2 separate regions of the Homo sapiens genome follow, and region 1 is linked to region 2. Evidence: chromatin loops called from intact Hi-C (ENCODE). Cell type or tissue: PC-3. All regions are shown on one strand. Links, peaks and the distances in the headings refer to the core of each region. The heading gives the core; the rest is flanking DNA.

Region 1 (7,484 bases), core at 3,120-5,619, 320 kb before region 2:
TTTAATTTTAATTGACAAGTAATAATTGTATGTATTCGTGGAGTACAATGTGATTTGATACATGTTGATGATGTGGACTGATTAAATCAAGCTAATGAACATATCTATCACCTCACATACTGTCATTCCTTTGTGGTGAGAACGTTTTTTTTTCTGAGACAGATCTCGCTCTCCGCCCAGGCTGGAGTGCAGTGGCGCTATGTAGACTCACTGCAACCTCTGCCTCCCAGGTTCAAGCGATCCTTCCACCTCAGCTTCCCGAGTAGCTGGGATTACAGGCATGTGCCACCACACCCGGCTAATTTTTGTATTTTTAGTAGAGACAGGGTTTCATTATATTACCCAGGCTGGTCTTGAACTCCTGACCTCAAGTGATCTGCCTGCCTTGGCCTCCCAAAGTGCTGGGATTACAGGCATGAGCCACCATGCCCAGATCTTTGTGGTGAGAACATTTAAAATCTAATTTTGGGGGTCTGCATTTCTTGAGTCAATTTTAGAGCCAGGAAGGCCACATCTTTGGAGTGAGAGCGGGAGTCAGGGTCAGTTCCTCAGCATCACTAAGTGGTCCCTCACCATCCATCTTTCCAGCTGGAAAGCAACTTGCTGGCCACTCACCAAAATAACAAGTAGGAAAGGTAAAATAAAGGAGGATGTGATCACATCAGCAAAAAAACAAAAAAACAAAAAACAACATTAAAGAGAGGAAATGCCAGTGTAAAATAAATGAAATAAATAGTAAAGAAGTAATACTGTTGCTGGTGAATAGAATGCATTGTCGCATATTATATGTGGATCTTCTGTTTATCATCTTGCTAAACTCTCTCCTTTATATATTCAGTCTTCTAGGAGAGGATTCATACAATCACAAAATAATTACAGTTTTATTTCCTCCCTTTCAGGCCTTTGACTTGAATTTGTTTTCCTTGTATTGGCCGAAATATATGGAATAGACATGGTGATCTTGGTCTTCTTCCTGATTTTAAAGGATACTAATTATTTTAATGGAATTTATATGGGCCTCATGAAATGAGTTGGGAAGTAATCTTTTTTTCTCTACTCTCTAGGAAAATCTATAAAATTAGAATGACATTTTTCAAAAAAGTTGACTTGCCTGTGAAACTAACTGGGCTTGGTGTTTTCTTTGTAGGAAAGGAGCCCATTTCTGACATTCATCATACTGTTTAGCAAGCCACTAATTTTACAAATGAAACCGATTTATGACATTCATTTTGCTGCTAAAACCCCACTCCTATTGATCAACGTATGTACAGTGAAGCCTTTGTGGTAGCTGACTCTGCTGTGCAGCCTTAAGGTGAAATGTTAGCTGACCACTCTTGAAGAGCAAGTTCCTGATTAAAGACATTGACTTCCCTGAAGTGTATCTTAAATGAACATACACACACACACATATGCAGGCATGCCTACATACATCACATTATCCTTGCCAAAGTATCTTAAAGAAAGTTACAGTATTTTAAAGTAAATTGATCTCCATGCATTGATTTTTTAAAACCTATTTTTGGGATCCTGGGCTGACTTCTTTTTGACACCAAATTAACGTCAAATCATTTGCTTCCTGACTTGTTGAAACATGAATACCTGGAAAGAAAAGCTCTCTGTGAAGCAGAGATTAGCTCTATGAGAAAGCAGAAGAAAAGCATCTACGGCAAGCCTGAGCAGGCTCTGTAGGTTCAATCCTTAAGATTCAGTCCTTGAAAAACAGATTGAACTCTTGCTCCCAAAGATAAGATCACCTTTTTGGAGGAAATGTCAAAATTTAAGAAATCAGAATAAATCCTTTCTTAACCATTCCTTCATTCACATAGCAGTTATTGGATGTCTCCTAGGTGCAAGGCACCATGATAGACACCACGGATACAAAGAGTTACTTGCCCTCAAGTAACTCGCTGTCTAGATAGGATTAAATAGAGAATTAGCCAGGTGTGGTGGCTCATGCCTGTAATCCCAGCACTTTGCGAGGCTGAGGTGGGTGGATCACTTGAGGCCAGGAGTTGGAGACCAGCCTGGCCAACATTGTAAAACCCTGTTTCTACTAAAATACAAAAATTCGCTGGGCATGGTGGTACGTGCCTGTAATCCCAGCTACTCAGGAGGCTGAGGCAGGAGAATCGCTTGAGCTGGGACCCGGGAGATGGAGGTTTCAGTGAGCCGAGATCACGCCACTACACTCCAGCCTGGGCTACAGAGCAAAGCTCTGTCTCAAAAAAAAACAAACAAACAAACAAAAAAAAACTGTAATGACCAACACAAAATCAGATCCAATTTACTGCTTGAGGAAACAAGACCAAATAATGAGAATCAGTATCAGCAGACAGTAGGGACAGACTCACAGCTACTCCTGATAGTGCAACTACTAGTTACAAACTGTAAACTCACTATGCCTATTATGTCATGGAGCTGGAAACCAACATTTTCAGGAAGGAACTATAACTATAAAAAGTTACACTGGGCTGGGCACAGTGGCTCAGGCCTATAATCCCAGCAATTTTGGAGGCTAAAACAGGAGAATCACTTCAACCCAGGTGTTCAAGGCCAGCCTCAGCAACATAGTGAGACTCTGTCTCTGCAGAAATTGTTTTTTTTTTTTTTTTTTTTTTTTTTTTTTTGAGACAGAGTCTCATCATTCAGGCTGGAATGCAATGGCGTGATCTTGGCTCACTGCAACCTTCACCTTCCAGGTTCAATCAATTCTTGTGTCTCAGTACCCCAAGTAGCTGGGATTACAGGGTCACACCACCATGCCTGGCTAATTTTTGTATTTTTAGTAGTGATGGGGTTTCACCATGTCGACCAGACTGGTCTCGAACTCCTGACCTTAAGTAATCTGCCCGCCTCGGCCTCCCAAAGTGCTCGGATTACAGGCACGAGCCACCACGCCAGGTCAAAAAATGTTTTTAAAATTAGCTGAGCATAGTGACTCACTCCTGTTATCCCAGCATTTTGAGAGGCTAAGGTGGGAGGCTCACTTGAACCCAGAAATTTGAGGCTGCAGTGAGCTATAACTGCACTCCAGCCTGGGGGACAGAGTGAGACCCTGTTTCAGGGGGAAGAAAAAAGTGACATTGCATATTTGAAAAAAAATATTATATCTGCCTAGGTCCAAATACAAGAGAGAAAACACATTGTAATTTAAACAGGGATACTTAATATAAATAATTATTGGCCAGGCACGGTGGCTCACACCTGTAATTCCAGCACTTTGGAAGGCCAATGCAGGAGGAGCGCTTGAGCTGAGGAGTTTGTGACCACCCTGAGAAACATGGCAACTCCTCATCTCCACAAAAAAATACAAAAATTAGCCAGGTCAGGTGATGTATGGCTGTCATCCCAGCTACTCAGGAGGCTGAGGTGAGTGGATTGATTGAGCCCGGTCAAGGCTGTAGTGAGCCATGATCATACCACTGCACTCAAGCCTGGGTGACAGAGAGAGACCTTGTCTAAAGAAAAAAAAAATTACTATAACAAAGGATTAGAAAAGGATTAGAGCTGGGTGCAGTGGCTCACGTCTGTAATCCCAGCACTTTGGGAGGCTGAGGTGGGTGGATCACCTGAGGTCAGGAGTTCAAGACCAGCCTGGCTAGCCTGGCCAACGTGGTGAAACCCCGTCTTTACTAAAAATACAAAAAATTAGCAGGGCGTGGTGGTGGGCACCTGTAATCCCAGCTACTCGGGAGTCTGAGGCAGGAGAATTGTTTGAACCCAGGAGGTGGAGGTTGCAGTGAGCCGAGATTGTGCCACTGCACTGCAGCCTAGATAACAAGATCGAAACTCCATCTCCAAAAAAAAAACAACAACAAAAAAACCAAATCATTAGAGTAGCAAGGGATTGACTAGTATGAAGTAAATGCCTCTAAAAAAAATATAGAGCTGGCAGATTTGAAGAGCAGTCGCTAACTCCAGGGCTGAGATTGAGCACCTTAGCCCACGCCCAGGGCTCAGATTCTGACCCTGTTGAGAGGCCATGGACAGCTCTGGCTCACTGGAAGGCAGAGAAGTTGCTGAGCTGCTGCACTGGTGGAACTGCTGGAAATCTGCCTGATATGATTTGGCTGTGTCCCCACCCAAATCTCATCTTGAATTCCCACATGTTGTGGGAGGGACCCAGTGGGAGGTAATGGAATCATGGAGGCAGGTCTTTTCCCATGGTGTTCTTGTGACAGTGAATAAGTCTTACGAGATATGATGGTTTTAAAAAGAGGAGTTCCCCTGCATAAGCCCTCTTCTATTGTCTGCCGCCACGTGAGACGTGCCTTTTGCCTTCTGCCGTTATTGTAAGGCCTCCCCAGCCACATGGAACTGTAAGTCCATTAAATCTCTTTCTTTTGTAAATTGCCCGGTCTCAAGTATGTCTTTATCAGCAGTGTGAAAACAGACTAATACACTGCCCTTTAGGGTGCTGGGGAAAGCTGTCCACAGGAAAGGACATCACTAGAGATGAGATGCTCTACTACAAAAGTGCCAGGGGAGGGAGTACTGGGTCCATTGCTGGAGCTGGGTGCTGAGGAAGCTGCACTCACTGCAGAAGCCTGCACGAGAAAAGCTATGCACTCTGCAAGAGCCTGCCCAGCCCTGTACACTGGGACCTTCACCTGCAGTGTCTGTCCATCATTCTGTACTTAGAAAGCCTTGGTGTCTGCTAGCATGGGAAAAAAATACTTAAAGGACAAGATCCACTTTCACAGAGTATCGAAAGGGGTGAGTTTGTTTTGTTTTGTTTTTGAGATGGAGTTTCACTCTTCTTGCCCAGGCTGGAGTGCAATGGCACGATCTCGGCTCACTGCAACCTCTGCCTCCTGGGTTCAGGTGATTCTCCTGCCTCAGCCTCACAAGTAGCTGGAACTACAGGTGCCCACCACCATGTCCAGTTAATTTTTGTATTTTTAGTAAAGACGGGGTTTCACCATGTTAGCCAGGCTGGTCTCGAACTCCTGAGCTCAGGTGATCTGCCTGCATTGGCCTCTCAAGTGCTGGATTACTCGCGTGAGCTACAATGCCTGGCCTAAAAGGAAGAATTTGGAGGCAAGAGGCAATACATTGATAACCAGCACAAGAAATTAGAAGAAATTTTAGAAGTGAAAAATAAAATAGATAAAATTCAGAACACAATAGAAGTGTTTAACAGTAGATTAGACACAACTGAAGAGAGAATAAGGGCACTGGAAGATAGATGGGAAGGACAGAACATACACAGGAGAGATCAAGAGACATTTATGGCAGAGTTGGAAGGTTCTAAATCTGCACTGTTTAATAGGGTAGCCACTAGCCATATGTGGTTATTTAAATTTAAATTAATTGCAGTTAAATAAAATGTAAAAATTCAGTTTCTCAACTGCACTAACCACATTTCAAATGCTTAATAGTCACATACCAGTATATAACACAAATGCTTAATAGCCCCAGCATGGACACAGATTCAGCAGGTTGTATTAGTGCTGGTCTAAATGGATTTAATTGGAGTTCCACAAATAAAGGAGAAAAGGGAGCAGAAGCAATATTTGAGGAGTTTTAGCTGAACACTTTCCAAAACTAACAAAAGACATAAAGCCACAGTTTTCAGAAGACCGAAAATTCCCAAATCCAAACAGGATAAATAAAAAAGAAATCCACAGCCAGACCTAGTAAATCTCTGGGAATACCAAAGACTTAATGGCAAAGAGTTGAAAGCTTTCTCTTTAATGTCAGAAACAAGATAAGGATACCCGCTGTCACCATGGCTATTCAACATTTCTTGGCCAGTGTCATAAATCAAGAAAAGGAAATCAGAGGCACAACAATTGCAAAGAACAGACCAACTGTTATTTGAATACAATGCTATTATATACTTAGAAAATCTTTTAAGATTTATAGAGAACTTATTAAAATTAGTAAGTTGCTGAATACAAAGTCAGTATACAAAAGTTTAGTTACAAATGCTGGTTAAATGATTTGAAATAGGATACCCCTTATAGTGATATGAAAAATACAAAGTACCTAAAAATTAACCTTATAAAACATGAGTAAGATCCCTATATAGAGAACTGTAAAATAGCTTTTCAAGAAACTAAAAACAGCTAAATAAATGGAGAGAGATATACCATGCTTATGAATTGAAAGACTCACTATTGTAAAGATATAGGTATCCCTAAATTGATGTATAGATGCAGTGTTATTCTATCTTAAGAGATTTTTTTTGACAATCTGATTTTTTTTTTTTTTTGAGATGGAGTCTCACTCTGTCGCTCAGGCTGGAGGGCAGTGGCATGATCTCAGATCACTGCAGCCTCTGCCTCCCGGGTTCAAGCAATTCTCCTGCCTCAGCCTCCCGAGTAGCTGGGACTATAGGCATGTGCTGCTGCGCCCAGCTAATTTTTGTATTTTTAGTAGAGATGGGGTTTCACCATGTTGTCCAGGATGGTCTTGATCTCCTGACCTCGTGATCCACCTGCCTCAGCCTCCCAAAGTGCTGGGATTACAGGCCAGAGCCACTGCACCTGGCCAAAATATTTTTTTAAAGTTAGCTGGGCATGGTGGCACATGCCTGTAGTCCTAGCTACTCAGGAGGCTGAGGCAGGAGGATTCTTGAGCCCAAGAATTCAAGGGTGCAATGAGCTATGGTTGCACACTGTGATCCAGCCTGGGTGACAGAGTGAGACCCTGTCTCAATAAAGAAAAAAAAAAAAAAAAAAAGAGGGCTAGGTATGGTGGTTCATGCCTGTAATCACAATATTTTGGGAGGCCAAGGCTGGTGGATCACCTGAGGTCAGGAGTTGGAGACTAGCCCAGCCAACATATTGAAAGCCTGTCTCTACTAAAAATACAAAAAATTAGCTGGGTGTGGTGGCGGGCATCCGTAATCCCAGCTACTCAGGAGGCTGAAGCAAAAGGATCGCTTGAACTTGGGAGGCGGAGGTTGCAGTGAGCCGAGATCTTGCCACTGCACTCCCGCCTGCTGGGTGACAAGAGTGAAACTCCATCTCAAAAAAAAAAAAAAAAGAAAGAAAAGAAGATCCCTCTTTGAAGTAAAGCAAGATGGAAAGACTCTTCTAAGCATCAAGACTTATAAAATTGTACAATAATAAGCCAATGCTATGATGGTCTAACAATCAGCAATAGAACAGAATAGAGGGCACAGACACAGATCCTTAAATGCATGGACATTGATCCTTTTTTTTTTTTGAGACAGAGCCTCGCCCTGTCGCCCAGGCTGGAATGCAGTGGTGCAGTCTTGGCTCACTGCAACCTCCACCTTCCGGGTTCAAGCGATTCTTGTGCCTCAGCCTCCCAAGTAGCTGGGACTACAGGTGTGTGCCACCATGCCCAGCTAATTATTTGTATCTTTAGTAGAGACGGGGTTTCACCATGTTGGCCAGGCTGGTCTCGAACTCCTGACCTCATGATCCGCCCACCTCGGCCTCCCAAAGTGCTGGGATTACAGGCATGAGCCACCGTGCCTGGCTGGACATTGATTCTTCACAGAGGTGTCA
Region 2 (8,646 bases), core at 2,963-5,462:
CCTCACTTCCTCCCGCAAAGGTCCCAAAGTGAATCCAGCCTAAACATTGCCAGGTGAAGAAACTGAAGTCTAGAGCACCAGGCGATATGAAGATAATAGAACTGTTTAGTGACAGATTTGAGAAAGAAGCCAGTGGCATTTGAGCATATGCCCTGTGCTCACCCCAGTAAGAAATCAGAAGCATAGTGGTGCAGATCACCTGCCTGAGAGCCAGCGGCGGCCTGGCGAGCCGGTGTGCACGCGCTGGCTGGTATTGGTGTCAGCTTTCGTGAAGGCGTCCCTTGTGTTTTGAGGCTTCTCAAGTTCTGAGGAAGCACCTGCAGCTGCACAGAGGTGCGTGTGCATGGAGTTGGGAGGCTAGCCGCCAAATGCTGCTCAGATTCCCAGGCCAGAGAGATGGTCTTTATACGTGATAAGAGCACGGATAAGCCACCTGCTTTGGGGTCAAAATTAAAAAGTCAATATACAAGTCTTTAACCTGGTTACTAATAAAGAATCTCTCAGCCCTGCTAACATAACCTGTGACTTTGTTCGTGTTAGCCATTTTCTGGTTATCTAACTTTGAATGACCTTTTCACTATAAATCTTTTAGACACATAGGTGTAGCTTTGTCAAAGAGTACTATATTTTTATTCTTCCTAGTAGAATTTTACTTTTATCATAGGATTGAAAGCCAAATTTTAAATACATCCTTTTGGAATATGTTTTTGTACCTATGTTAGAGGACCATGTGAGGTGTCAGATACCTTAAATTTTTTTTTAAATCACATTTTAATGCAGATACTCAGAACATCAAGTCATTAAATTATGTGAAAATCAGTATTTTGTGAGAAGGGTCCAGTTCCTTTTCATTTGTTGCAAGCAAATTATCACCTGCTTCTCTCTTACGGTGCATAATTTTGTTAGTAGGTAAGGTAATTTTTTCTGTTTTTTTTTAATGTTTTTAAAATTGTGTAAACGTAAGGAATACAAGTGCAGTTTCGTTACATGGATATATTGTGTGGTGGTGAATTCTTGGCTTTTAACCATCATTCAATATGTTGCTGTACCCATTAAGTACTTTCCCATCCTTCACCCCCTCCCATCCTCCTGAGTCTCCACCGTCTATCATTCCACACTCTGTGTCCGTGTGTATACATTATTTAGCTCCCATTTATAAGTGAGAACGTGTGGTATTTGACTTTCTGAGTTGTTTCACTTTGGATAATGGCCTCCAGTTCCATCAATATTGCTGCAAGACATGATTTCATTCTTTTTTATGGCTGAATAGTATTCTATTGTGTCTGTATACCACATTTTCTTTTATCTAGTCATCTGTTGTTGGACACTTAGGTTGATTCCCTATCTTTGCTATTGTGACTAGTGCTGAGATACATATATGAGTGCAGGTATCTTTTTGATATAATGACTTCTTTTCCTTTGGGTAGATACCTAGTAGTGGGATTGCTGGATCAAATGGTAGTTGTAATTTTAGTTCTTTGGGAAATCTCCATGCTGTTTTTCATAGAGTTTGTACTAATTTACATTCCCACCTGTTTTAATCTGTTCTGTTCACTGCTGTATCCCCATGTCCTAGAACAATGCTCATAAGCATTCAGTAAACATTTGTTGAATGAATGAATGAATGGAATGGAAATGAATTAATACCCAATCTATCTTTGCTTTGAGAAGGTCCTATTATGCAAATAAGTTTCTCTTAAAAAAAAAAATCAAACTTTTAAAAATTTTTAGTAGAGACGGGGTTTTGCTATGTTGCCCAGCCTGGTCTTGAACTCCTGGGCTCAAGCGATCTTCCCACTGCAGCATCCAAAAGTACTGTGATTATAGGCATGAGCCACTGTGCCTGGCCAAGTTTTTCTTCTTTTGCTTATCAATGAAAATTAAATATGTACCATAAGATATATCTTTGAAGATAAAAGGCTTTGGAGTGTTTTCTTCTTCCTGTGTTTGAATATATATATTGTGGGAGTCAGAATAATGCTATAGAGCCAGGTTTGGAGGAGGAGAGACGTCTGTTTTTCATCTTCCTCTCTCTGCTCTTCCTGGATTTTGAACTCTCTTGAAGCTACTCACATGGATGTGAACTGTGATAGATGACTGACTCCTAGTTCAAAACTTTGATATGATGCAGTGACTATGATTCAGTTGCACTGAGCAGGTTATATCAGGTAGAGAGCACCCACAAAATCTCATGATAGACAATACTATAATGAAAAGAGAAGGGTTCTCCAGAGGAAGGTATTTTTATGCTAGTAACCACAGAACTTTTTTGATAAGGCCAAGAAATTTACTGAGCTTTTTTGATAAGGTCAAGACATTTGCCAGAAAAGAGGCTTGTCTCGGCACATAGTCCTGGAGTCTTGATGGTTTTCATTTGTAGTTGTTGCAGATGAGGAATTATTTGTTGCTTAGCTGTTTTTTTCTTGCATTTACGAACCCGTGGTAGTTACTGTCTTGCTTATTTTTCCACCTTGACCATTTCAGGCCGCTTGAGGACAATCCGTATCCATCCTCACTCCATGCAGGAAGTTAAAGGCTGAGCAGGAGACATGCACCATTAGTGTACTGCACCTCCTCTTCCCCTAGTTTAAGAACATCCCTTCTTCTCATTCCCCTTTATGTAACTTTGGAACATTAAAGCAGCAGATGGTTTCTCCTTCAGGCTGCACGGAGGAGAATGGAGCTTAGCATGATGTGTTATCCTTAATAATGTCATCACAATATTATTTGTTTCTTGTGGAATTTAAAAATAAACATTAGCCTCAGTGGCTGATATTTATATTCTGCTTAATTTGCCATGCCTATTCAAGCTGGCTGTCAATTTTGGGGCTGGTCTTACTGGCCTGGACTAGAAAGATGAGTTTGTCCGATATCACCCCTATGTGAATGCCTTAATGCTTAGAATCATCTAGCAAATACTTTTCCAATATGGCTAGAAACAAAATCATCTTAAATCATTAGGCATTTTTCAGTGCCAAAGGCTATCAAATATCTTTTTTCCCCATTGTGTTTTTATGGTTCAGTGATGAATAGGTGACAATTTTGTAGCCTTAAATTCCTGCACTATCAGTAACACCGTGGTAAATGCCACTGCAGAGAAAGGCACCATTGATCTCCCCACCACTGCCTCTGGGATGCTTTAGACATTGACAGATGTGCTTTGTGAAACCTTGTGGAATGACACTTGGGGTTTGGTCTGTTCTTTCTTTAGAAATGAAACTTTTATTTTTGACCTATTGGCATTTCTTTAGCAGAAAGATCACTCCTACTAGCTATCTAGATTTGCTGCAGATGATTTGTTCATTTTAATGTTTGGATTTTGTTCTTGGATTTTCTAACCTATTTCTCAACTTATGTATCAATAATCTTGTTATACACTACCTGTTCTATGTTGGCCAGGCTGGAGTGCAGTGGTGTCATCTCAGCTCACTGCAACCTCCGCCTCCCGTGTTCAAGCGATTCTCCTGTCTCAGCCTACTGAGTAGCTGGGATTATAGGCATGCGCCACCACGTCGGCTAATTTTTGTATTTCTAGTAGAGACAGGGTTTCACCACGTTGGCCAGGCTGATACCAAACTTCTGGCCTCAGGTGATCCACCCGCCCTGGTCTCCCAAAGTGCTGGGATTACAAGGCATGACTCACTGTGCCCAGCCAAGTTTAGAATATATCTGAAATATTCTAAAAGGTCTGAAATGTATGTTTGTGTGTGTGTGTGTGTGTGTATATATATATATATATATATTTTTTTTTTTTTTTTTTTTAGGGGGAGGGGTAGGTGAGGTGGAAGGTTCTGTATGCAAATCAAGGTCTGGTTTCCAAATTAGGTCCTCCAAACAAGGTCAGATTGAAAACTGAAGGCTTCAGGTTTTGGAACTGTCAATCCCATGTTAGGTGTGCCTGCCCTGTCCCTCTCTTCCTGCCTGGAGGGCTGAGGGTGAGGCGAAGGAGTCCAGAAGCAGAAGTACAACACATGAGGAATCCTTTTGTGGACTCCTGGACGTTAGTAAGGGTGGACCTAAGTATCTGGCAATGTGCTCGGGGTTTTCTTGAGCAATTCCTCGAGTGCCACCTAGAGTCTAGTGGTAATACTGAATTAACTTCTAAGCTTTGTCAAGGAGCATGGAGAACTTGAGATTCTCAGACATTTTTATTCTGTATCATGAAGAAACTCAATAGTAATTGGAATCAGGATCAGTTTCTGGCTGCTTGATCAGCCATGTAATTAGTCAGCATGGTATGAATATGTACATGCCGGAGTTCAGTAATATACCTTCTATACTTAAATGGGGATTTTTCTTTGAGAATTGGCTTTTTTTTTTTTGATAAGATCTTGCTCTGTCATCCAGGCTAGAGTGCACTGGTGTAATCCTGGCTTACTGCAGCTTCCTGGGCTCAGCCATCCTCCCGCATCAGCCTTCAGCCTTCCAAGTAGCTGGGACTACAGGCATATGCCACCATGCCTGGCTAATTTAATTTAATTTTTTTTTTGGTAGAGTCAGGGTCTCACTTGGTTGTCAAGCTGATCTCAAACTCCTGGCTTCAAGTAAGCCCCTTGCCTTGGCCTCCCGTGGTGCTAGAATTATAGGTGTGAACGCCTGGCCTAGAATCTAATCTTTTCTTTTCTTTTCTTTTTGTTCTGTTCTGTTCTGTTCTGTTCTGTTCTGTTCTGTTCTGTTCTGTTCTGTTCTGTTCTGTTCTTTAATTGAGACGAAGTCTCAAAAAGCCCAGGCTGGAGTGCAGTGGCGCCGTCTTGGCTCACTGCAACCTCCGCCTCCTGGGTTCAAGTGATTCTTCTGCTTCAGCCTCCTGAGTAGCTGGAACTATAGGCACGTGCCACCATGCCAGGCTAATTTCTGTATTTTTAGTAGAGGTGGGGTTTCACCATATTGGCCAGGCTGGTCTGGAACCCCTGACCTCGTGATCCGCCTGCCTCGCCATCCCAAAGTGTTGGGATTACAGGTGTGAGCACCGTGCCAGGCCCAGAATTTCTTTTTTTTAAAAATTTTTAAAATTTTTTTGTGATGTAGTTTTGCTCTTGTTGCCCAGGCTGGAGTGCAACGGCACAATCTCAGCTCACTGCAACCTCTACCTCCCAGGTTCAAGTGATTCTCCTACCTCAGCCTCCTGAGGAGCTGGGATTACAGGCATGTGCCACCACGCCTGGCTATTTTTTTTTGTTTGTTTTTTTCAGCAGATACAGGGCTTCTCCATGTTGGTCAGGCTGGTCTCGAACTCCCGACCTCAGGTGATCCACCTGCCTCGGCCTCCCAAAGTGCTGGGATTACAGGCATGAGGTGCGCCCAGCCTTAGAATTTCTTTTTTAGTATGATTATCCCCTAGCTTATTTGAATTACTATTTTAATAAACACGTTCTGGAAATCTTAATTATTAATAACTTTGATTGTATTAGGCATGAAAAGTTAGGCAGATTTTTTTTATTTTAAAAAAAACTTTGTAATTGTGGTTTTACTTATATTGCCTCTATTCAGTAGGATCCCCCTCCCTCTCCCCCTCTCTTTCCCTCCCTGTCTCTGTCTCTCCCTCTCTCTTCACACACACCACACACATGCACACCAGGAAGCAGTTCTGTACTGTCTACAAATTCTCTGTAAGCCATCATAGAAGAGAAGTGAATCAGAGAAGGGGATTCAACATTCTACATGCTAAGACCTGTCCGGCACACACCTCTTCACAGCCTTGTCTGAAGTGACAGACTGTAGCAATTGCTAATTTGACTAAGAAAAAGGTTTCTGGGCCAGGCATGGTGGCTCAGGTCTGTAATCTCAGCACTTTGGGAGGCCAAAGTGGGCAGATTACCTAAGGTCAGGAGTTCGAGACCAGCCTGGCCAACATGGTGAAACCCTGTCTCTACTAAAAATACAAAAATTAGCTGGGTGTGGTGGCACATGCCTGTAATCCCAGCTACCCAGGAGGCTGAGGCAGGAGAATCTCTGGAACCCGGGAGGCAGAGGCTGCTGTGAGCTGAGATACCACCGCACTCCAGCCCGGGCAACACAGGGAGACACCTTCTCAAAAAAGGCCAGGTGCAGTGGCTTACGCCTATAATCCCAGCACTTTGGGAGGCTGAGGTGGGCGGATCACAAGGTCAGGATTTTGAGACCAGCCTGACCAACATGGTGAAACCCCACCTCTACTAAAAATACAAAAATGAGCCGGGCCTGGGGGTGCACACCTGTAATCCCAGCTACTTGGTAGGCTGAGGCAGGAGAATCGCTTGAACCTGGGAGGTGGAGGTTGCAGTGAGCCGAGATCACGCTACTGCACTCCAGCCTGGGCAACAGTTCGAGACTCTGTCTCAAAAGAAAAAAGAAAAAGGTTTTCGATTGCCTTTGCTATTGATTCAGACAGTGACATAACCAAATATATTAAAAAGAACTCCCACCTCTGGTCTCTTTGGTCTCGGCGGCAGAAGCGAGATGAGGAAGGGAGTGTCATCCTTAGGGAAACATCGCAGCTGGACACACTCCCTGTGCTGCTGCGGCCCTGAGGCCCCAACCTGCTAAGCCAAGAGAAGGCAGAACTGGAGTGCCAAGGCGAAAAGACGAAGCAACACCAGGGCTGGTTGAATGAGGCGCCTAAACATTGTACACTACAGATTCAGGCCTGGGCTCCGTGAAGGACAGCACCCAGACCCAAGGGCCAGCTACTGCACCTCATCTTCAGAATTTCAGTGATTGGTCATGGAATACATGTTCTGTTTTTTTTTTTCTTTTAAAGAATTCTTTGGGAATAACAAAAACTGAGGGGGAAATGAAAAGTTTTGTGGATGAATAGAAGAATGACACAGCTTCTTTAAAATGTTTGACACTTCTGGAACCTCTGAAGCATAAACAGGGTGCCACCCCACTGTGTTCAGTGGGCCTGTCAGCTCCATCTTCGTCTAAAATCAGATGCTTGGAAGTAGAGAAGGAACTTTTTTTAAAAATTTTTTATTTTTGTGGATACGTATTAGGTGTGTATATTTATGGGGCATAAGAAATATTTCGGTACAGGCATGTGATGACTAATAACCACATGAGATTAAGTGGGATATCTACCCCAAGCATTTATCCTTCGTGTTACAAAGCTCTGTTGCCCAGGCTGGAGTGCAATGGTGCGATCTCCTCTCACTGCAATCTCCGCCTCCCGAGTTCAAGCAATTCTCCTGCCTCAGCCTCCCGAGTAGCTAAGATTACAGGCATGCACTACTACGCCTGGCTATTTTTTTTGTATTTTTAGTAGAGATGGGGCTTTGCCATGTTGCCCGGGCTGGTCTTGAACTCCTGAGCTCAGGCAATCTACCCGCCCTGGCCCTCCCAAAGTGCTAGGATTACAGGCATGAGCCTCTGCACCTGGCCTCTTTTAGTTATTTTAAATGTACAATGAAATTATTGTTGCCTATAGTCACCCTGCTCTGCTAGGAAATATTAGTTCTTATTCATTCTTTCTAACTGTATTTTTGTACTCATTAACTCCACTCCCCTGCTCCCAGCCCCACACCCTTCCCAGCCTCTGGTAACCATCATCTACTCTCTATTTCCATGATTTCAGTTGTTTTAATTTTTAGCTCCCACAAATGAGTGAGAACATGCAATGTTTGTCTTTCTGTGCCTGGCTTGTTTCACTTAAGATGATGATCTTCAGTTTGATTCTTTTTTTTTTTTTTTCTGAGACAGTTTCTCACTGTCACCCAGGCTGGAGTGCAGTGGCACTATCTCACCTCACTGCAACATTGGTCTCCCAGGTTCAAGGGATTCTCTTGCCCCAGCCTCCCGAGTAGCTGGAATTACAGGCATCTAATACCACGCTGGGCTAATTTTTGTATTTTTAGTAGAGATGGGGTTTCACCATGTTGGCCAGGCTGGTCTCAAACTCCTGGTTCAAGTGATCCTCTCACCTCTGCCTCCCAAAGTGCTGGGATTACAGGTGCGAGCCATCGCACCTGGCTGATCTCATTCTTTTTTATGGCTGAATAGTACTCCATTGTGTGTATGTACCAGATTTTCTTTATTCATTCATCTGTTGATGGAAACTTAGTTTGCTTCCAAATCTTGGCTATTGTGAATAGTGCTGCAATGAACATAGGAGTGCAGATACCTCTTTGATGTACTGATTTCCTTTCTTTAGGTTATATACCCAGCAGTGTGATTGCTGGATCATGTGATAGCTCTATTTTTAGTTTTTAAGGAACCTCCAAATGGTTTTCTATTGTGGTTGTACTAATTTACATTCCTACCAACAGTGTATGAGGTTTTCTTTTTCTCCACATCCTTGCCAGCCTTTGTTATTACCTGTCTTTTGGGTAAAAGCCATTTTAACTGTGGTGAGATGATATCTCATTGTAGTTTTGATTTGCATTTTTCTGATGATGGGTGATGTTGGGGAAAGGGAACATTTTGAGAATGAGGAATACTGATGAAAGGGCCAGAAGTTCATTTTAGGCACTCCGAGATGTCAGCCGAGCAGTTGTCTTAAGTAGCTCCCTGCCCAGTAGTAGCCTTCACGGTTAGGCCTGCAGGTCAAAGGAGCAGAATTTAACCATCTCCCCAGGGTGCTTACATGCAGGATCTGGCTGCAGGACCTTCTTTCCAGTGGGGCTTTCAAGGTAGAAATCTGCCTCTTTCTTGGACTGCTGCACTACTCCA

The links. Peaks named below come from ENCODE experiments on the same cell type or tissue, not always from the same donor. Only the 100,000 strongest peaks of a DNase experiment are listed, where the experiment ranks them.
Region 1: it touches region 2 in a loop (7-fold over the local background); 17 of 110 quality-filtered maps call a loop at or near these places.

What each region holds. Positions count from the first base shown.
Region 1 is chr10:34,983,048-34,990,531 of GRCh38, reverse strand. No RefSeq gene overlaps it. Among named protein-coding and RNA genes, the nearest start is that of LINC02635, 14 kb to the right of the region's middle. In PC-3, for the core only: a CTCF peak has its summit at 4,486; a DNase peak (open chromatin) is centred at 4,501.
Region 2 is chr10:34,661,894-34,670,539 of GRCh38, reverse strand. The region is part of intron 2 of PARD3 (par-3 family cell polarity regulator); the gene reads left to right. It also overlaps the pseudogene RPL37P18. Among named protein-coding and RNA genes, the nearest start is that of PARD3, 150 kb to the left of the region's middle. In PC-3, for the core only: a CTCF peak has its summit at 4,079 (motif pointing left); DNase peaks (open chromatin) are centred at 3,619 and 4,039; H3K4me3 peaks cover 488 bases; H3K27ac peaks cover 1,600 bases.